Linked DNA regions of Homo sapiens: region 2 is linked to region 1. A link is an interaction called in ENCODE POLR2A ChIA-PET data of the cell type or tissue named here. Cell type or tissue: Caco-2. All regions are shown on one strand. Links, peaks and the distances in the headings refer to the core of each region. The heading gives the core; the rest is flanking DNA.

Region 1 (6,088 bases), core at 699-5,698:
TGGTGTGAACTTGTTCCAAACACAACAGTTGAGTTGGGAATATTAAAGTACGCAAGTGGGCGTAATGGCTGAGAGAGTGGAATGGCCTCAAAATGTACTGTCAATAAAATATATTTTTAGTTTCCAAGTATTAGTCAAATTCATGGATTCGTATGGGAACCTGGAACAATCAATGAATTGGAATCTACCTTTCCATGACTCATATTGCAGACAAAGTGGGATCTTCTCTTTGTGTTTGGGAAAATGGTTTGCTTTCTATGTAAGATAGGGCCATGCCTTTGAGAGGAAGGCTGGCTTCTTTCAGAAAGGGAGAAGGTGTTCTAGTGGGTTGCTAGGACTCACTTCTAGAAGAAAGAGCCAGGAGATGGGACAAGGAGGTTGCTTGTACCCAGTCACCAGGAGACCAAGCTCATCTGGTCTCCAAAGAAACCAAGGGGAGGAAAGAACAGGCAAACACAAGTACGAGGAGAGAGCTGCCAACCTACCGTGACAAAAACAGAGGCCAGGAGCAAGCCTACGGAGTAGATCAGCCCCCTGCTATTCAGCCGGATCTGTAAGAGAGGGTTAGAGTTAGGCTTCTGACAAGCTAGGCTTCCAAAGCAGAGTTAGGCTTTGGAAAAGGCATCTGCCTACGCAACTCTGAGTAGCAGTGATTCCACATCTCCCCTCTAGAATGAAAAAGCAACAGCTTCAGCAGCCAGCTCCACAGCTTATACTTGAGACGTGTGCTGTTCTGGAAACCCAAGGCTTGTCTTTGTCTTGTCCACTCTCAGTCCCATCCTGGCCTTACCCTCAATAGCAGGCCCCTGGCTGGAGTGCCCCACGGCCACCTGAACCCTCTATCTGGGACTGTGAGATTCTTGTGGCCCACAACACATCCCTGTCCACGTGTTCCTTTACCTCTGGGGAACTTTTACTTTCTCAAACCCGTACTGCTTTTAGGATGAATTTCATGACATGGGCAATGGAAAAATATGAATAAACTTTTCATCTCTTTTGCACCAAAATGTCTCTGTCCTTCCCCTAACTTGATGGGAAGAAGTGGAGGAGGGTTGCTGTTGTGAGCAAACAAAACAGAAGAAAAAGTTAAAATTCCATTTCTGATGTTAGTAAAGGGATTTTTGGAGGTTTGTTTTTTGCAGAATGGGGATAACAGCCAATGAAGAGAAAAAGAGAAGCATATTTGGAGTTCCTTCTTTTTTTTTGAGACAGGGTTTCACTCTGTTACCCAGGCTGGGGTGCAGTGGTGTGATCTTGGCTCACTATAGCCTCAACCTCCCAGCCACAAGTGATCCTCCCACCTCAGCCTCCTGAGGACTACAGGCACACACCATCACACCTGGCTGATTTTTGATTTTTTGTAGAGACTAGGTCTCACTACGTTGCCCGGGCTGGTCTTGAACTCCTGGAAGCAAGTGATCCTCCCAGCTCGGCCACCCAAAGTGCTCATTACAAGCAGCCCAACATGCTCTCAAAGTGGCTCATTACAAGCATGAGACACTGCACCCAGCCTTGGAGTTTCTATAGAATAGCACTGATGAGCAGAACTTTCTGTGGTGATGGAAAAGTTCTATATCTGTGCTCTCCAACATGGTAGCCATTAGGTACAGGTGGCTGTTGGGCATTTGAAATGTGTCTCATGCAACTGAAAAAAAAAGAAACAGTTTTAATCTCATCTTTAACCAAATTTACATTTAAAGAGCCACATGTGGTTGTGGCTATAATATCAAGCAGAGCAGGTAGAGAGTACTGGGGTGCTGACTTGGCTGACAAAGGCCAAATAGTTTCTTTCATGATGTAGAGAAGACACTGCTTCTGCCTTTGACCAAAGTCATGAGGCCGGCTGCCCCAAAATAGAAGAGATTCCTTAGAGCAGTGGTTCTCAGAGGGTGGTTTTGGGGCCAGCAGCGGCAGCAGCTCTCGGGAACTTGTTAGAAATGCAGGATCTCAGGCCCCACCCAGAACTCCTGAATCAGAAACCCTGGGGCAGGGCCCAAGAATCTGTGCTTTAACTCCAGGTGATTCTGATGCACAGGAAAGTTTAAGAACCACTGATTTAGAGAAAGCATAAAGCTCAGATCCACTTCTGTTCTCCAAGGGTTCTGTGGAAGGGATCTTGACATTCATTTTTCACATGTTTTCTTGGAAATGCTTGTGTGCATTCAGGTTTGAGGACTACAGACCCCAACCAATGTACACTCTCCTGCAGGGAGTGAAAAGCTTCTCTACGTTCTTGGGAAGGGAAAGTGAGGCTGGTTGATTTGTGCATTGTTTCTGTTAGACAACTAAGTGGTAATTATCGAGTAGGAGTGGTTCTGGGCCCTTCTGACAGGGTTTAAGGTACCTCTTGGCATGACTGCACCAGTTCACTACTGGAGTGTGCATATGGGAAGGAGTCTCCATAGGTGGGTGTGTCAGGTTTATTTTCTGACAGGACAGAAAATAGGGACACCATACGCCCTAAACAGCCAACCCTTTCTGTGAAGATGTGACTTAATGATGTCCTGTCACAGAGGGATTGAGCTGGACTCTTTCTCTCGTGACTTGCAATCCCTGTGAGTCAACCATTTGCTGGCCCCCAGCTGGAACATGCTTCCCTGCCACCAAATGCCTTCCCGAGAATAAAGGAAGACTCAAGTCATATCTCTGTGACACTAGAGCAATGGCTTAACCTGGTTAATTCAGTGTGGAAAAATGGCAGATCGGCCCCGTCGCAGTCCAGCTGGTGGCTTAACTTCATGCACACACTCAACCTGACTGCGGATAGACTTTCCTACTTTCATCAGCTGGGTTGGTATAAAGAGGCCAGCATACAAGACTGCATCGCAAATGGGTTGTACTGAAGATTTTCTTCCTCCAAATATTCTGTCCACACTGACTATGATAATCCCCTGTGTTCTGGTCAATGTTGAATGGGAGAGATGGGCTCCTCAGAGCAAGATGGCAACCCCTAGGAGAGAGGAAGAGGCTCTTGGAGCTATCCTCAGTCACCCTTGGGTAGATGTGAAACTGTAGATAAACACTCAGGAATCCTTTTGAGCTCTTAACTTTCAGCACTGCGCATACAGATATCTTCTAAGAGGGGCAATGCATTTCCAGCACAGCTTGCCCTCTGAGCTCCAGGGTCAAACCCTTGTCAGCAACAAGAACTTAGTAAAGTGATTTCATGCCCTTAAGAAACCAAGAGCCAGTGACAGCAAAGCTCCTAGCAGGAAAATTCCCTTTGGCCAAACATTTTCAAAAGGAATCCTGTTAAACCAAAGCTTTTGAACTTTACTCTTCCTATGTTCACATGAAATCTCGAAGAACAGTGTGGCTGAAATTCTAAATCTGGTTCCAGAGGCCAAAGGCAACTCACTCTTTTGTGGAGTTGCTGTGTTTTTAACTTCTCACCTTTTTCTCTATGGCCTTCCTTTGGTCATGAACTACTACACACACCCAGGGGTGTATTTTTGTGTTTTCATTGTTAGAGACCTGGGCTCTCAAAGCCTGTATTTACTCCTTGCTGTCTGACCCTTGTACTTCCACCAGGATGTGACAGGCAGGAATGAGGGCTCCTTCAGCTGCCTTCTGGCCCAGCTCAAACATCTCCCAGCTGCTGCAGCTATGGATGGTTTGGGGCAGGAGTCATTGCCATTGCCTCTTTTTGTTGTTTTTTTTTTTTTTTTTTTTTAGAGACTGGGTCTCATTGTGTTGTCCAGGCTGGAGTGCAGAGGTGAAATCATAGCTCACTGTAGCTTTGAACTCCTGTGCCCAAGTGATCCTCCTGCCTTAGCCTCCCAAGTAGCTGGGACTATAGGCACACACCACTATGCCTAGCTAATTTGTTGTTGTTGTTTGTAAAGATAGGATCTTGCTATGTTGCTCAGGCTGGTCTCAAACTCCTGGCCTCAAGCAATCCTCCAGCATTGGCCTCCCAAAGTGCTGGAATTACAAGCATGAGCCACGGCATCTGGCTCCAGCCTGTCTTTGTAAATAAAATTTTATTGGAACTCAGTTCATTCATTTATGTATCATCAATGGCTATTTTCACACGACAGCAGCTGAGCTGAGTGGTTTTGATGGAGACAGCATGATCCACAGGGCTTAAAATATTTCCTCTCTGGCCCCTTGTAGAAAATGTTTGCAACCCTCTGGTTTAAGGCATGGACTCCAGAGCTAACTTCCTGGGTTTTGAATCTCTTCTTGGTCATTCACTTGCTGTATCATCATGGATGGGTAACTGAACTTCTCTAAGCCTCAGTTTTTCAAAGTGTAAAATGGGGATAATACAGTTCCTGCTTTGTTGGTGCTTATGAGGTTGAACTGAATTAATCCACGTTAAAACTGTTGAACAGGGCCTGGTGTGTAATACCTTCTGAATAATTGGGGGCTGGGTCCACTTCCTTGCACCCGAGGCTGCTTCTTTTCTAAACCTATCACTGAACAATAGCTTACTAGATTACAGACACCGCAAGGGTAGGAACCACGTCTGACTTTACCCTCCACCTGGCAGAGGGCTGGGCACAGACCACGTGCTTAAAACGTAACTGATGAATGAATAAGGCATGTCCATGAAGTCTCATTTGGAATATGCATTATAAGGAGGCCAGTGTTCTGTGGGGCAGCAGGGACTGGTCAGAGTGAGGTTGGAAGCAGAGAGACCCCGGATGCCACTCCCTGGATAATGTTCCAGAAGCAATGTGGTCTCTGCCCAATGTACTCTCTCTCCCTTCCCCACTTTACTTAAATTATTTTGAGTCTATGTAGTGTTTTTAAACCCAGCATGCTGCTATGGAAGTTTTCAAGCATTCAGGAAAGTTGGAAGAATTATACCATCTTATTTTTTTAAGAGCAGGGCATGTCCACGTGTGCTTGTGGGAACTTCAAAGTAAACTGCAGAGACCAGGCCATTTCACCCCTCAGCACTCCTGCCTGCATCTCATTAAGTAGAGTTCATTCACAATTCATGGGTCTTTTATTCTTAGATGCCATTTTACATGGTAAAATTCCCACCACAAAATTGTACCATTCAACAGGTTCTGAGAAATGCATACACCCATGTAACTCAAACTCTACCATGGCTCAGAACACTTCTGTCATTCCAGAAAGTTCTCAGGTGCCCTTCTGTAAGCCTTGCCTGAGGCAGGCACTGCCCTGTTTCTCTACCACAAGGCAGTTCAGCCTGTCCTAGAGCTTCATAGCAATGGAATCCTGCAGCGTGTACTCTTTTATATCCGCATCATTTTTAAAGACTCCTTCAATGTTTTCATTGCATCAACAGCTCATTTATTTTTACAGCAGTGTAAATATGCCACGGTGTGTTTAATTATGCTCCTGTTGATGGACATCTGGGCCACTTCCAGTTTTGGGCTATTAATGTGTATTACTTTTATAATTCAAAAGCAAAATGAAAAGAGGCCTGTAGGGCTCCTCCTTCCTGACAGGCTAGCCATTAATGAAGATCGAGGAGGGCCAGGAGCTCTGCTAAGGACCTCATGTCACTGTCTCATATCCTAGCACCCCTTCTCTGTAGTCAGCACCTTAAGCACACTCCTGTGCCCTCTTTGAGACTTTCGGTCTAGCTAGGTGGGGGTCTCACCTCCTTCCCACCTCTACTCTGCCCATCCTGCCATAAGTCCTTTTGCCTCTTCCAAGTTCACTATTGTCCCTATGGTGCTGATGTCGTCCTGCTTGTGCTTGGGTTGGGGCATGTTCTTACCAGAACAGCAGGTCCAAATGCTCAGAGGGCAGATGCCTGGCTCGTGAGTTTTTCCTCACTCTAGCACCTAATTCCCTCACCCCTCCAGTCCCTGGCTCCACATACTGTATGTTTAAATGAGCATCTGGGCCAGGCGTGGTGACTTATGCCTGCAATTCTAGCACTTTGGGAAGGTGATGTAGGTGGGTTGCCTGAATCTAGGAGTTAAAGACCAGCCTGGGCAACATAGTGAGACCTCAACTCTACAAAAAATAAAAATAAAAATTAGCCAGTTCTGTTGGAGTGTCTCTATAGTCCCAGCTACTTGAAAGGGTGAGGTGGGAGGATCACTTGAGCTGGGAAGGTCGAGGCTACAGTGAGCTGTGATCCCACCACTGCACTCCAGCC
Region 2 (6,088 bases), core at 324-5,323, 180 kb before region 1:
TTTTTGTTGTTTTTTGAGACACAGTCTTGCTCTGTTGCCCAGGCTGGAGTGTGGTGGCACCATCTTGGCTCAGTGCAACCTCCATCTCCTGGGTTCAAGCCATTCTCCTGCCTCAGCCTCCTGAGTAGCTGGGAATACAGGCGCCCATCATCACACCTGGCTAATTTTTGTATTTTCAGTGGAGACAGGTTTCACCATGTTGGCCAGGCTGGTTTCAAACTCCTGACCTCAAGTGATCTGCCCACCTTGCCCTCCCAAAATGCTACAATTTACAGGTGTGAGCCATGGCGCCCGGCTCTGCCATATGTTTTGTGGAGCAGGAAGATACCACTTTTCCCAGATGGTTGTGGAAAATTAACAATGGTGCTGTGAGTGCCTGGAAAATGGGTTTATCTGCATGGATGGATGTGGTCGGAGCTTCTGGGATGCGATTCCACAGTAACCACAGGGCATCTCAGTGATCCCAGAATGCTCAGATAATCTGTGTGTTATCCACGCACCTCATGTCCTCCAGCCTATCTGAGTCATGTCCATGAGCCAGGACAGATGGGAAACCACAAATCACTAGTAGTGCTAACTACTAGTGGTTAGCAACTCTGGCTTAGAAACACAAACTGGATGGGGAGGATAATGATGAAAAAGAGGTCCAATGATTGCCTTCCAATTATCTGTGCTTTACACAAAGTCACGTGAGCACTAATAGCCAAGAGAGGGATAATACTCATGTGGAATTCAGCTGTGAGCCAAGAATGTGACCAGGAAACCTCACGCTTTATGAAAGCATCCTCTCCAATTGTATGGCATCACTGGTATCTGCTGAGAAGTGCGTTGCGGTAGCATCAAGAGTCACTCCAAAACTTAGCTCCAACCATCTTCCTAAATGGTATAATGTCGACCTCAGCTCTCAAATCGAAGTCCGCTTCCTTGGGAAAGATTTCTCTGGAACCCCAGATTAGGTTATATATTCTCAGGGCTCCTTTTACATCTCCCATGAAGCATTTTTAAAACATGATTTATAATTATGTGTCTGGTGCTGTGATTATTTGATTAATATCTTTATTTGCTACCAGACTGAAAGCTCCATGAGGTTAGGGGTGGCTTCTGCTTTTTCTCTCCCTGGCCACGTACAGAGCTTGGCTGCTCATGGGCGCTTAATAGGTGAGAACTGAAATAAAGCATGGTGAGTCAGAGCAGGGCCAGTGGGTCCCAGAAGGTGGCCACTGGGTGACAATCCATCTCAGCACCGAACTCCCCTCCAGCTTGTTACAAATGAACCTGCAAAGAATCAGTACTGAATGTCCAAAGGGCAGTTCACTTCTCCTCACAGAGAACTACATGTGAATATTGGTGACTAATTACGGAATAATTGTTACAGCAAAGAATAACCATGTCTAGAAGGAAGAGGAAGGAGGCTGGGTGCGGTGGCTCACGCCTGTAATCCCAGCAGTTTGGGAGGCCAGGGTGGGAGGATTGCTTGAGCCTGGGAGCTCCAAGAAAGAAAGAAAGAGGAAAGAAAGAAGTATAAAGTAACTATATCATTTACATGGAGCATCTGACTTAAATAAATTAAACAAGGCTGGGCGTGGTGGCTCATGCCTGTAATCCCAGCATTTTGGGGGCTGAGGCGGGTGGATCACGAGGTCAGGAGTTCGAGACCAGCACGGCCAAGATGGTGAAACCCCGTCTCTACTAAAAATACAAAAATTAGCTGGGTGTGGTGGCAGGCACCTGTAATCCCAGCTGCTCGGGAGGCTGAGGCAGAGAATCGCTTGAACCCGGGAGGCAGAGGTTGCAGTGAGCCGAGATCGCACCACTGCACACCAGCCTGGGTGAAAGAATGAGGCTCCGTCTCAAAATAAATTAATTAATTAATTAATGAATTAAACAATTTAAACTCTGCCAAAAACACAAAATTACAGACAAGTTAAATAGTGCAGGTGCCTTTGCCAATATTTTCATGGGTATTTGACCCAGGAGAGGTTACATGGCAGATCTCACCCTTGGCGGGGTCAGGCAGACCTCTCACCTCTCACCTGATTGGTTCTTTCCTATAGCATAGCCCAGAAATACAAGTCAATGACTTAACTGCTGTCCCACTGAAAACTCAAATAAAAACAAATATGATTTTCTTAGAACTGCAGGAAAAACTGGCTACAATGGACTTGATGATAGGTAGTACATTGGGCCCCTCAGGGCACCTTCCTAAGAAATGTTCAAAGGCAACTTTATACTCCATTTTCTTCTTCTTCTTCTTTTTTTAGATGGAGTCTTGCTCTGTTGCCCAGGCTGGAGTGCAGTGGTGCGATGTTGGCTCACTGCAACCTCCTGCAACCTCCACCTCCCAGGTTCAAACGATTCTCCTGCTTCAGCCTCCTAAGTAGCTGGGATTACAGGTGCAGGCCACCACACCCAGCTAAGTTTTGTATTTTTAGTAGAGATGGGGTTTCGCCATGTTGGCCAGGCTCGTCTCGAACTCCTGACCTCAAGTGATCCGCCCACCTAGGCCTCCCAAAGTGCTGGAATTACAGGCATGAAGCACCATGGCTGGCCTCCATTTTCTTCTTTTGCCTTGACTTTAAAATCTAACTACTATGTAAGATACGGCTCCACTGTGCTTCCTGACCATCATAAGGTGGTAATTATGGACTAGCCAATATTTAGGCTGATCTAGACAGTGCTTTGGGTTAAGGAGAGGTTTTGGATCATCCCTCTTAACAGGGGGAAATAAATATCTCAGCATCAGATGCAACTCAGGAACCTGGAGGATGACAATTGGGCAACCTGGTGGGCTTAGCTCTTGATCTACAGAGGACTTGAGGAGCTCCTTACTCTCATTTGCCTCCAATGGGTGGAGGTTATACAGGTTTGATCAAAACTGAGTAAATCATTTGAGAACTGAGACTACTTTGTCCACAAAGCTTAACTATTAGGATTGATAATTGAGACCATCTGTGTCAACATAACGTAACTCATTCTTCCAGGATCTTCTTGCCCAGAAAATTAAGACTGTAAACCAATAAATAACTTCACTGTTTGTTGCAGGAAATGTCTACACACTAATTTGTCCTGGCAAGCAATTTGCTCACCTGGGAAAACAGCTCACTTATCAAACAAGGGTTTACTTGTCAAGAGCCACTTCAATATACTAGTCTTGCTGTATCCACCAGTCCCAAGCTATTGTGGCATAGACGTCACTGAAATCAAATTAGTTCTCCACCTTGAAAAATGCAGCTTGAAGGACTTAGGCCTAGATCCCCGAATCCTATAAATCTGCCTCTTAATCTCCCCTGGCTTAGACATGAATAAGACTGTGTCCTGGTGATGTTCTTCCTTATTTCAGTAAATCTCATGAACTTTGCTTTATCAGCAGGTTCTTCTGATGGTTTTTTTTTTTTTTTTTTTTTTTTGTAGAGTCAACAGTTGACACAATATATCAGTTTTGGTCTCTTGGAAACAGGAAACATGTAAATAAGTGTTAATAGATACTTCCAACCCATAAAGGTTGGTTAATTGTTAAACATAGTCACTTGTCCTCGGTAATAAAATCTCCTCCGTCTTCCTCCTCTGAGGACAAGACCTGGTGTTGGAACACTGCCTATGACAGATTTCAAGTGCATATTTTACCTCCATTTTTCTACCTTTTTAAACATAATTCTGTATTTTCAAAATTTTCTATACTGAGGATGCCTTAATTCGAGGGTGAATGAAAGGAAACAAAGCAAAAAGCCACAAGAGGGGAATTGATTCCCAAGTGTAAATCAGAAGCGACCACCAAGTCTTCATTAAATACACACACACAGAGTACATAAAACACCCATTTAAAATCTTATCTCATTAAGCTAGCAAGGTAATTTAGTCCCATTAACATCAATATGAACACAGAAGAGTTAGACAGTTATAATCATGCTTCCTCATTATCATAAGAAGCCTTTGGGGATGTTTGATAAAATATACCAGAAAATAATATTTCATCATTCTAAGGTGCGGTCCAGGAAGCTGTTTTTTGTTTGTTTGTTTGTTTGTTTGTTTGTTTTGGAGCCCTTCAGTGATTCATACAAACAAGCCAAGGAGAGAACACATGGACGACAGCATTGATTCACTGGAAAGCAAAGTACAGCTTCCACCATAAAACCCTGCAGCTGAAAAAGGACAAACTGAGCAGCTCTCAAATAAAGACAGCCTCAGCCGTCTTGCACAGCACGGCCCCTCTCCGTGCCCGAGTCCTGTGCCTGTATGAAAGCACTAAATCACAGACCCCGCAACCTGTTATAAGCCCTGGTAACAATCAGCAGCTGGGCTCGGGCAAGCTCCCTTAGCCGGTGCTGGCTCAGAGAGCAGACTTCCCTCAGCAGCTCCATGGAGCACCGCAGCTCCCAGGCTCAGGCAGCAAGCCGACGAGTTGAGATCCCAATCAAGGCTTCCTTTTACCTTAAAGAAACTTCCTCGCTTGTCCAGACCGCGGGCGCCCATGGTCCAAGCTGTCATTTCCCCCAGCGAGGCTCCACTGCACGCCGGGGACTCCTGAAGGTAGAGACATTTTTAATGGTTAGTCCAGCCTGTAGGAAATTCCTTTCTAAGCCACAGAACACTCACAACAACAGTCCTGCCAAGATCTTTTTCCGTCAACAACACAGTGCCATTTATTTCCCACCAAGGCCTTACATCTCCCTTCAGCCCAATTTCCTGTCCCCACCAGCGCAGTTCCTAGACTGCCCCACCTCGCCAGCCCACCTCCCACCTCTGCCACTGACGTAGAAGGTCCTTGGGACTTCAGGAAGCCTAATGATTACTTTGTGTGTTTCACCTCCTGCTGAAATGTGAACAGACCCAATATTAGATGTCCCCATCATCTGCACTGGAAGTTTATAGATTGAATGTGGCTGATCACAGAGGGACAGCTGAAGAAGGAGGTTCTGTACATCCCAGGAAATCCTGCTGGAAGGGGGTGAGGTCATCCTTAGCTCTGCTGGCCTCTCCCCCAGGCAAGGTCAACAGAAGGGCACTGGGAAGAAATTGCTCTATTTTTCCCTTAGAAATCAGAAATATTTGGATAAAATCCTGTCACTGTTTACAGGGATCAGTTCACGGAAGAGGACAACATGTAAACAGCTTCACGATCATCCACAAAAGGGGAGCTGAACGTAGAGGAAAACTCAGAGGCAGGGTAACAACACAGTTCTGAATTCTAACTGTAGCTTTTTGGGCTTGGAATTTCCCCTGCTAGGGCATCAGATCCCAATAATTCTTCCCTTTGGGTCACAAAGCCTTCAACATTCAGTTCTAAGTTAAACATACACACACCTCTGCCAGCTGACCTGGCTCAGGCCTTCACGCATTGAGGGGGGCCTGGGGGAGCAACCCCAAACCCTTCCTTACCCAGTGACTGTCCCAGGATCAAGTATAAAACCACCCTGTCTTTCCTCATTCATCCCTTCTCGCCATAACATGCACAGGAGGTAGCTCATGCCAACCGTGACGGACACAGAGGAAGGCCAGTGAAGGGAATAGTGAGACTGTCTCTTGCACCATCAAGGAATATTCAAAGTGGTTCAGCTGCAGGGGTGGGTAGGCACTGAAGCTAAGGCAGCTGCTGCTGCAGGTTCACTGAGGCTGTTTCATTATTAGCTGAGTGGCAGAGAGCCAGCGACACAAACAGGACATTGAGGGCGATATTTAGGGACGTTTCAACAAGTGGAAAAGCATGAATCTATAGCTGAGAAGTGCATATCAGTGAGTGAGCAAGGATCTTTGCACAAAGGTTTTTTTCGGCCCCACGATTTACACCCCTGCTTGCACTCACAGTGAGTTGTGATGATCTGTGCACGGAATCCCATCTAGAAAACAATAGTGACACAGAGCATCCCACCCCTCCTTCCAGAACCATCGTCTCTTTGTGTCAGTGCTCCGTGCTGTGGCCACTTTAAAGATTTGACGGGGTCTTCCCTGTGTTTCTTTCCACTTGTGATCCTGCTGGGATGAAGGCCAATGTTCCAGAAACCTCCTGAGAAGGCAGTGTGCAATTTTGCTGACTCTAGAAGTTCAGGTTCTGGGGTTCATCACTCATTAGCAAAAGGCCACAGGTTGGAGC

Evidence for each region. Peaks named below come from ENCODE experiments on the same cell type or tissue, not always from the same donor. Only the 100,000 strongest peaks of a DNase experiment are listed, where the experiment ranks them.
Region 2: POLR2A ChIA-PET joins it to region 1 with 6 read pairs; 3 of 35 experiments call an interaction of 5 or more read pairs at or near these places.

What each region holds. Positions count from the first base shown.
Region 1 is chr20:19,711,991-19,718,078 of GRCh38, reverse strand. SLC24A3 (solute carrier family 24 member 3) reads right to left here. Exons shown (of 17, transcript NM_020689.4): 16 at 486-551. Among named protein-coding and RNA genes, the nearest start is that of RIN2, 43 kb to the left of the region's middle. In Caco-2, for the core only: no CTCF peak of the experiment used is centred there; DNase peaks (open chromatin) are centred at 3,120 and 3,548.
Region 2 is chr20:19,887,999-19,894,086 of GRCh38, reverse strand. It overlaps RIN2 (Ras and Rab interactor 2), which reads right to left. Exons shown (of 13, transcript NM_018993.4): 3 at 4,429-4,521. The coding sequence starts at 4,485. Among named protein-coding and RNA genes, the nearest start is that of NAA20, 130 kb to the left of the region's middle. In Caco-2, for the core only: no CTCF peak of the experiment used is centred there; a DNase peak (open chromatin) is centred at 3,116.